Regions from separate parts of the Homo sapiens genome. Here region 1 is linked to region 2. Evidence: chromatin contacts called from ENCODE Hi-C or POLR2A ChIA-PET data. All regions are on one chromosome and are shown on one strand. Each heading gives the region's core, a stretch centred on a gene start or an enhancer-like site at or near the end of the contact. The rest is flanking DNA. Distances are from core to core; before and after follow the strand shown. Region 1 holds the start of ZKSCAN1 (zinc finger with KRAB and SCAN domains 1). Region 2 holds the start of PVRIG (PVR related immunoglobulin domain containing).

Region 1 (4,732 bases), core at 2,130-4,629, 200 kb after region 2:
AGGACACTTCTTGGGTCAGTGCGAAGATGCGACTCTAAGGAGGAAATGAGTCCAGGGGGAAATAGACACAGACATGGGCACATTCCCTCTGCCCACAACTGGGACAGATCCTCCTCCTCACCTTCAGTATCTCTCTGCTCCTACTCTGGGGTGCAGGGAAAAGCCATCACAGCAGTGGAAAGGCTGGGTTTTATTTGAGGTTTCCCAGATGATCTGAGCACATACTCTTCTGTCTCTAAAGGCCCTAATACTCTTCACCAAACATTTGCTAGGTAATTTCTCATGATGCGCCGGGCGCAGTGGCTCATGCCTGTAATCCTAGCACTTTGGGAGGCTGAGGTGGGCGGATCACGAGGTGAGGAGATCGAGACCATCCTGGTAACACGATGAAACCCCGTCTCTACTAAAAATATAAAAAATTAGCTGGGTGTGGTGGCGGGCGCCTGTAGTCCCAGCTACTTGGGAGGCTGAGGCAGGAGAATGGCGTGAACCCGGGAGGCTGCGATTGCGCCACTGCACTCCAGCCTGGGTGACAGAGCGAGACTCTGTCTCAAAAAAAAAAAAAAAATTTCTCATGATGTTTCTTTCTCTGTAATTTTTCTTGCCTTCTTCCTCAACTAGATTATTAAGAGCAGTCCTCTTTGTACTCCTTAGACCACTTAGCATGATTCCTTGCAAGCCTCAGTTTCAAAAATACACTTGACTGAATTGACAACGTTACTATTTTTTAAAAGCCCGATCATTCTACATTCAATGTTGCACTCAAATTTGTTCCATGGACTAGTTGGATGAGTTTCAGGTTAGCATTAAAGCTGCTCCACCCCTTACTAGTTGACGGCCTTAGGCAAGTCAACAAGTTAACCTCTCTATGCGTCAGTTTCCTCATCTGTATAATGGGAATAAAAATCAGCATTTGTCCCATAGAGTTGCCGTGAGGATTAAATGAGGTAATAGATATAAAGCACTTAAAATAGTGCCTGGCATTTAGTAGGCACTACAGAAATGTCTTAATTTTTTTCAATAAGCTTAAAAGATGTAACTGTACATTCCAATTTTCAGCCTGCTTAGAAGATTAAGCAATGGGACAACTCCTGTAATAGTGAAAGCTGCACAGGCAATAACTGAATTCTAGTCTCCCACAAGTAAGTGGCACATCCCTGAGAGAGGTATTTAACTTCTCTGGCATTTTGTATCTTTATCAGTCAAATGGGGGTAGGGTGGGGGTTCCAGATAGTAGGAAACTACCTCTGGGTGAATATGGGCTGAAAAACATACTGACATACCATCCACTTTAAATAAAATTACCTCCAGCAGCTAAGGATACCTCAGTTCTCACCTAGGATAAACAGAAATGATTTTCTTAAACAACGGCTTGAAGTTACAAGCTCAAAGGCTGTGTTCCAAACAGCCCAGTATTTTTCCAGGGCATAGTCTTGAAAATGTAAACAAAGGCTGGGCACACAGTGGCTCACGCCCGTAATCCCAGCACTTTGGGAGGCTGAGGTTGGCGGACTGCCTGAGATCAGGCGTTCGAGACCAGCCTGGCCAACATGGCGAAACTCTGTCTCTACTAAAAATACAAAAATCAGCCAAGCCTTGGGACACATGCCTGTAGTCCCAGCTATTCGGGAGGCGGAGGCAGGAGGATCGCTTGAACTCGGGAGGCAGAGGTTGCAGTAAGCCGAGATCGCACCACTGCACTCCAGCCTGGGCGACAGAGCAAGACTCTGTCTCAAAAAAAAAAAAATTTTTTTTTAAATAAATTGCCCTTTGCCCTTTACACTCATTTTTTTAAAGAGCAATCAAATGTTTTAATATGAAAAAGCTACCTTAAAAGACAGCTAGCTATTCAAAGAATATTGATACTCCCACAGAATGAAAATGTTAGATTTAATATGCTATTCATCTGTATTTTAAATGCTTTTAAATCGAGAATGAGCAAAAGACTAAGTAGCTAGCTTCCTCGTTTGTATTTTAAGAGTGGTGAAAACTGCCTGAAATAATAAACAAGAATCTTATATGTTAATTCAGAGAAGATACAAACCTGGATACACATTCTGGGGCAAATCACCATGGTTTCCTATGTAAAACAGCGATTTCTCCACATTTGTTCAGCATATATACTAACAGTGCTTTGCTGATGTGGTTACAATGAATTCTCCACAATTCAATTCAACAAGTATTTATTGACCGCCTCCAATCCGCCTAGCACTGGCCCGTACAATAAATGCTTTCTTTGGTCCCAGGCCATGGAACAGCCACTCTCTATAATGAAAGTATCTTACTGTGTACAGGGGGCACTGCAGGAAAGGGAGGGGAGGGATGGAGGAGTGTCAAGCTAAACTGTAGTTAATTCTTCAATTACATTGACCAAATCATTTCGAAGTCGGAAGGGCCTTTTGAGAAAATCCAGTTAGTTTTTATTGATGACGAAATTAAGACTTGGTGAGTGTCTCGTCTTATCCAAGGTCACTCAGCTAATCAGTCTCCTAGTGACACAGTGCAATTTCCACAAATTCCCTTCACTTCTCACCCCACTCCATGTCAAACAGAGCAACTATCCAGAATTGAAAAATCCACCTAACGTCCCGGACAGCTCTTTTCCAAAGCCTTCAAAGCATTCCATCAAGCTGAAAGAGTGGGGTGTATATAATCTCTACTAGATCCCAATCACCTATTTATCCACTATGACTAGGCTTCAAATACTCTTTAATCACCGCTCAGTGATGAGGGTGGGAGAAGGAAAGGCAGGTCTGGAAACGTATGCGGCACCTCAAAATGTGTCCATCTCTCATCCTTCCGCTCATTTCACCTCGAGGTCCCGAAGGAACCGGGGGGGGAAAAAGACACCTCACCGGAATCAAAGCAAATGGCGACTAAGGGAGAGCAGAAAAATCAAGACCGGGGTCGGTTCGCTCGCGACCCCGTTTGCAGAAACGTCAAAGGGCGATGACGACACTGCGGGAGAGGGGCCCACAGACGGCTTCTCCCCGGGTCTCCGGGCACCCTCAGCCACTGAAACCCTCGCCCCCTCCCCGCCTGATCCTGGGGGTGGGGCGGGGACGTCTCCCAGGAAGAACGGCGCTTTCTACGGCCGGGCCCGGCCAGGAGGCAGGGGCATGGACTCTCTTCGCACAACAGCGGGGCCGCCTGGAGGGGGTCCCAGGGCCGCAGCTGCGGAGCCCACCCTCGCGCACACACCCTTGCGGCCCCGCCCTCCCACCCCAGAGGCCGGCCCCAAGTCTCACCGTGAGCCCCGGGAGCGGCCTGGGGGCGCTGGGCGAGAAAGGGGAGCTGACTCTGGGGCTCAGGCCGGCCGAAGGGCACCGCACACGGACTTAGGCCCTCCCGACGCCTCGACACAGACACAATGAGTCACAAAGGCCGGAAGCGTGTCACCACCTCGTCTTCCGGGACCGCGCCGCGCTTCCGGGTCCTCTCTAGGAGCGCGGGAGGACTTTGCATCTCGGTTTCCGAATCGCTGGACCAGGCGCCTGCCCTTGAGTTTTCAAGCCTCCAGCTTGGAGGATCAGGTCCCAGTCCGCCCCTAGTTAATGCAGGGACTAACGGGAGCAGGTGGTGGGGGGTTTCAGGCTTTCCCCTACTCAAACTCAAACAGACTCTCCAGCTCAGACACCAGTCCATGTGAAAGTTCGATTTCACCTGTCTTTTTCATCTCAGGCAGTCCTTGTAGTAATTATAGTTATTATCAAGCAATATAGTACTTGGTAATTGTATGTCTGTGGCAAAGGAACTGAAACAAGGATGTAGACTGAGGAAGATCAAAGTGAAGCCAAGGGTGGCTGGTTTCCCAAAGCTGCCACGGTAGCTTCTCTCAGGGCCCTGGAGCTATATGGAGTGGTATTTTCAAATACTTGGCCCGTGGACAAGGGATGTCTTTCCACAAGCAAGCATAGTTATAAGGTTCTGTGCTTTGCTCATGTGGCATATGCTATTATAGCCGTTTAAAAGGAGTTTTCAGAGTAACAACAGACACTTTTACCTTCAAAGTGCTTTCACAACCTACCACAGTTACAGCCTTCATCTTTGCCTTGCAGGGTAAGGCACGCATAAGAGGGGGCCACGTTGTGCAAGGGTGGGGGGGACTACAGGCTTTAATGGTTGTGACTTTCCACTATGTTCCGAGACAAGTTCATGGGAGAAACTCAGTAGCTTGGTTGCATGACTCTTACTGCTTGGAGAGATTTACTTTTTTTTTTTAGATGGAGTCTCGCTCTGTCACCCAGCCTGCAGTGCAGTGGCACCATCTTGGCTCACTGCAACCTCCACCTCCCAGGTTCAAGCGATTCTCCTGCCTTAGCCTCCTGAGTACCTGGGACTACAGGCGCACACCACCATGCCTGGTTAATTTTTGTATTTTTGGTAGAGAACAGGGTTTCACCATATTGGCCAGGATGGTCTCGATCTACTGACCTTGTGATCCACCCGCCTCAGCCTCCCAAAGTGCTGGAATTACAGGCGTGAGCCACCGTGCCCGGCCAGATTTACTTTTTAAAAAATGTTTGAAAACTAAAAAGCAATGACAGGGCCAGACACGATGACTCAAGCCTGTAATCTTAGCACTTCGGGAGGCTGGGACGGGAGGATTCTTGAGCCCAAGAGTTGGAGACCAGCCTAAGCAACGTAATGAGACCCTCTCTCTACAAAAAATACTAAAATTAGCTGGGTGCAGGGTAGTGTGTGCCAGTGGTCCCAGCTGCTTGGGAGGCTG
Region 2 (4,630 bases), core at 1,553-4,052:
TCAGTGCCTGACATCTTTGTGCTCTTACAGTCCAGATGCCGGTCATCCACCCACTGTCCAGCCCGAGCAACAGGTTCTGTGTCACCAGCCTGGACCCCGACACGCTGCCTGCTGTTGCCACACTCCTCATGGATGTCATGTCCTACTTCAATGGGTAGGGCTGCCTTGGGCATGAGGGGTCGCCGGCTGGACCAGGGGGAGGCACGGCTCTGCCTAGGAGTCTTAGTCTGACGGGGGAGGCTTTGCCAGGAGCTCATCTGAGGGAAGAGACACAGACCTTCCCTGGAGCTAGTCTGAGCGGGGAGACATGGACCCACCCCGGAACTAATCTGAGTGGGAAGGCAAGGACCCGTTCCAGAGCTAGTCTGAGCGGGGAGACAAAGACCCGCCCCAGAACTAGTCTGAGGTGGGAGACATGGACCTGCCCTGGAGCTAGTCTGAGGTGGGAGACACAGACCCGCCCCGGAGCTAGTCTGATGGGGGAGACACGGACCCGCCCCAGAGCTAGTTTAAATGGGGAGACACAGACCTGCCCTGGAGCTAGTCTGAGGTGGGAGACATGGACCTGCCCCAGAGATAGTCTGAAGGGGGAGACACGGACCAGCCCCAAAGCTGGTCTGAGGTGGGAGACAGGGACCCACCCTGGAACTAGTTTGGGGTGGGAGACACGGACCCGCCCTGGAACTAGGCTGAGGGGGAGACACAGCTCTACCAAGCAGAAAGGTTGGCTCTGGATGGAACATTTTGTGGGGAGTCCCCCATGTCTGTGAAGGCCTCTGCCTTCCCCGAGAGGAGGCGGGGGAAGTGATTGAGGGAAGATTTCAGGTGAGTCCCCCTACTCTCCACACCCTGCCTAACGCCAGCTGTGGAAGGAGGGCATCAGGACCCCAGCCCAGGCCACAGCAGGGAGCCCAGCAGAGGGAAGCCAGGTCAAACCACAGGGACTTCTCTCAGGCCAAAGCCCCAGGAACCCTTGCTGTTGTCCTAGAACATGGTGGGATTGGAGCAGAGACCATCCCACTGGGATCCCCCAGCCCTATCTAGGCAGCCACAGGTGTCCCTCAGGAAGCTCCCCCAACACCCCTGCCACTCTGAGAAGCCAGGACAGATCTCTAAGATTGGGACACTGCCCTCTCCCTGGGCCAACCCCAGCCCTGCAATGAGGCCCCAACCCACTCTGGTTCTCACCTGGCTTCTGCCTCCCAGGGGTGGAGACTGCCTCCCCACTCTCTTCACCCCCAAAGAAGAAGCACAGCCGAGGCCGACATCAGAGAAACTGTGTTGCTGACTTAGTTGCAGCAGGAAATGACTGAAATGGGGTAACTGTCACTCACACACTCACACCTGTGCCCACACACGCACACACAGAGACCACATCCGCAGCAGGTGGGCCTGGCCAGACACCTATGGGACACTTATTGGAGGCCCAAGAATTAAAGTAAGGGGGTGACACCCAGGAGGCCTGGGAGGGGGAAAGCCCAGTGGCCTCATGGTCTCTCTCATCGAACTCCTAAGGGTCCTTCCATGGCCCTGGGCCCCCGAGGGTCAGGGAAAAGAGTGAGGCCGGGACCAGTGTGAGGAGGCCTCTCCCCTGCCTGAGCGTAGAGTCCATTCTCAACAGAGACAAAGCTGCCACGTGCAGGGATGGGTGTGGAGGCCCAGGCGGCAGGGCCCTGGGGCCGGTGTGCAGCGTGGGTGGGGAGTGACGCCCACCAGGACGGCCCCCCATGGGGGTGAGCTGTGTCCAAAGTAGCTGGGCGGCAGCTGGTGTTGATAGTGGCATAAGGGACGTGAAGAGCAGCCTGGGAGGCCTGGCTTGGTGCCTGCGCGGGGGAAGGAGGGTCAAGTGAGTCTGCACAGCTTGGGCCCAGCCCTGGCCCCCCTGCCCCTGCCCCTGTCACCTCATCCCCAAAGCAGGTCCCCTCCTCACCCATGCTCGTGCTCTCGGTGCCTGGGGGCTGGTGCGGGACGGCTGGAGCCTAGGGGCAGGGCTGGGAGAGAGCAAGGATGGTCAGAGCTCTGCAGGGCATGTGGCCATCCCAGTGTCAGGGGGACGTGGACAGGGACCAGGTCTCACCGGTGCTTATGTCGGCGCAGCAGATGAAGGAGGTAGACACAGCCAAAGAGGAGGACTCCTGAGACCCCCAAGATCCCGGCCAGGTCTGCCCGCAGAATGGGGGCAGGAGTCGGCGGGGCAGAGAGCCCTGGGCACGGAGACAAGAATCAGATGGGTGGCCAGTTCCCGAGCCCCTCCCTGCCCTCCTGGACCCCTCGCCCCGGCCCCACCTGGGTCTGAGCTGGGCGGGAGGCTCCCACAGGCCTCCCAGGAGCCCTCAGGGAAGGACGCAAACTTGCAGCAGAAGGTGGTGTTGGCGCAGGGGCTGCTGGCCCCAGAGCCTTCCAGGATGAGAGAGATGCTGCTCTGGGTTTCCCAGCGGGCCTGGCGAGCAGGGGCCCATTGCCGGATGCCACGTTCTGGGTGCAACACAGCCAGCGTGGTCCCCCCAGCACCGTTGGGGCCCCCCCAGCTCACAGTCACCAGGGAGATGGAGCCAGACCCCAGGAACCCACAACGGATGGTGAAGGACGAGAGCTCGGTGGCCTCCATCCGAACTTGAACCCACACCTCCGGGGTCCCTGTGGAACAGCAGCAAGGTCGGTGGGCTGTTGTCCTACATCACCCTCCCTGCAGCCCCTGCCCCTCTCTGGTGCCGGCACTCACCCGCAGTGACACACAAGGTCAGCAGCACCCAGGGCAGGACCAGGGTCCGGTGCCCCATGGCCCCCTCCAGTCCAGGTTCTGGGGGCTGCAGGGCCGGCACCTGTGCCTCTGTTCTCATCGCAGGAAGTCTTCATGTTGTCAGCAGCCAAACAGCCACTTCCTTCTCTCCTCTCACACCTTCCCCAGAGGTGGTGAGCACAAAGTGGCTGATTCCCTTCTTAAAGTGACAGTGAGGGCCTGCTCAGTCCCCAAGGCTGTGCTTCCAGGTAACAAGGCAGGGCGGCACAGGTGGGTGAGAACCCAGCCCTGGCTAGGCCTGGGGAGGCCAGGGGAGGGGCAGAGAAGCTGTCAGGGGCTAGAAGGACTCCCCTTCCCTGGACAGCAAGGGGTGCCGGGCTTCCCTAAGAAAGGGCTCTGTCCCGCCCCTCACCCAGCTAAGGAATCGGAGGAGAAAGCCCCTGGGAGTGGGAAGCCAGCAGGGAGGACCTGAGAGCCAGCCCAGCATGCATGACCCACTACCAATCTGATGTGGGTCCCACGCTTACACCTGCAATGCAGGCCTCCCCCACAACCCCCAGCCTGGCTCGCCCACTACCCACTCATACCTCCTGATCTACCCTGAACGCACCCCATACTGGGCTCTGCCCCAGGCGCTGTCTCCTCGTCATAGGTGATGGCAACTGGCTTCTGGCTGCTCGGGCCCAAAGCACAGCCACCAGTGCCTCTTCCCTTTCACTTCCAACGCACCAAGATTGTGTCAGCAAACAGCAGTCCTCTGCCCTAGCAGTGCAGAAGCCAGGAGTTGAACCCATGTCTCTCACCAGGTTAAGCTGCCTCGCTAAGTTTGGATGTGACCTCAGAAACAGAGGCTACTCCAGCAATACAAGATACTTTATTTTTCGGCTTCTACCTATGCCACCCAATCCCTTCACTGGGCCTAACTTAGTGAATCAAATTAAGTATATTTCCCTCCAAGTTGCCCCAGGATTCTGGGCTCCTTTGCACACTACAGGTTTTCTCTAAACGCCCTGGGTTTATCTATCCTTTGGTGAATTTTCAACTCTTCTTATTTCTCTGCCCTGTCCTGACCAAAAATCTTCAGTGCCTGTTTCTCTCTGCCATCCAAATCCCACACACATCTAGGGGTGAATCGGTGAATCTGCGCTGATGAGTGACACGTTTTGTGAATCCTTTCTAGGATCTCAGTATTTCATCCTATCCCGAGGGAAGGCTCTAAAGAGCTCAAGGAAGACCTCACGATGTCTATGTGTGAGAAGAAACCTTTCACCCCTTCACTATCACACCCCATCATCCAAGCACACACTCCTCTTTCATCCCATAAACCCCAGTCAGTGTCACCTGGAGTTATAAGGATGCGGTGACTTACCTAGTAACGGAAGACTCTCAGTAATCTGAAAAAGAAAAATCCCTTCACTTTATAACTGAGGAGATAACACCAACAAGTCACTTCCAGCAGAGCTCATGGCCACAGTGCAAGTTAAAAAAGGTAAAGCCTTATTGAAAATAATCTTAAAACAATTATTCAATATTAACAGACAATGCCCAGCAGTGCCATGTGGGAGGCAAGCCACCCAGCTGCCAAGGCAAGAGACCGAGGGCACAAGCTGTTCCAGTATAATAAAGAAAATACATAGAATAAGAATAGTTATACTAGAAATAGATTATAGCTATGATTATATATATTACTAATCATTAGTTTATAGCATAACTCTTTATTCCAATATTATAATAATCTTTGTTCTACAATTATAACCTAGGAAAAACCAGGCCATACAGAGATAGGAGCTGAAGGGACATGCTGAGAAGTGACCAGAAGGCAGGAGTGTGAACCCTCTGTCATGCCCGGACAGGGCCACTAGAGGGCTCCCTGGTCTAGTGGTAATGCCA

The links. A loop is a pair of places that touch in the nucleus more often than their neighbours do. ChIA-PET counts read pairs that join two places held with the same protein, here RNA polymerase II (POLR2A). Pooled maps may share reads with other maps.
Region 1: a loop to region 2 is called in a pooled map, with 4 times the contacts of the local background. The contact joins the promoter of ZKSCAN1 here to the promoter of PVRIG in region 2. A Hi-C loop is called at or near these places in 1 of 37 single-sample maps with no recorded cell type and 5 of 50 pooled maps. POLR2A ChIA-PET finds 5 or more read pairs at or near these places in 3 of 52 experiments (BJ and activated naive CD4-positive, alpha-beta T cell).

What each region holds. Positions count from the first base shown.
Region 1 is chr7:100,014,243-100,018,974 of GRCh38, reverse strand. ZKSCAN1 (zinc finger with KRAB and SCAN domains 1) reads right to left here and starts at 3,379. Exons shown (of 6, transcript NM_003439.4): 1 at 3,249-3,379. RefSeq lists a silencer at 3,124-3,293.
Region 2 is chr7:100,218,121-100,222,750 of GRCh38, reverse strand. It overlaps PVRIG (PVR related immunoglobulin domain containing), which reads right to left and starts at 2,802. Exons shown (of 5, transcript NM_001397246.1): 1 at 2,723-2,802; 2 at 2,287-2,637; 3 at 2,078-2,204; 4 at 1,931-1,991; 5 at 1,261-1,823. The coding sequence starts at 2,780. The coding sequence ends at 1,500. It also overlaps a transcript of STAG3 not described here and the pseudogene CASTOR3P. RefSeq lists enhancers at 1,043-1,142, 1,163-1,262, 2,653-2,722, 2,783-2,912 and a silencer at 1,683-1,732.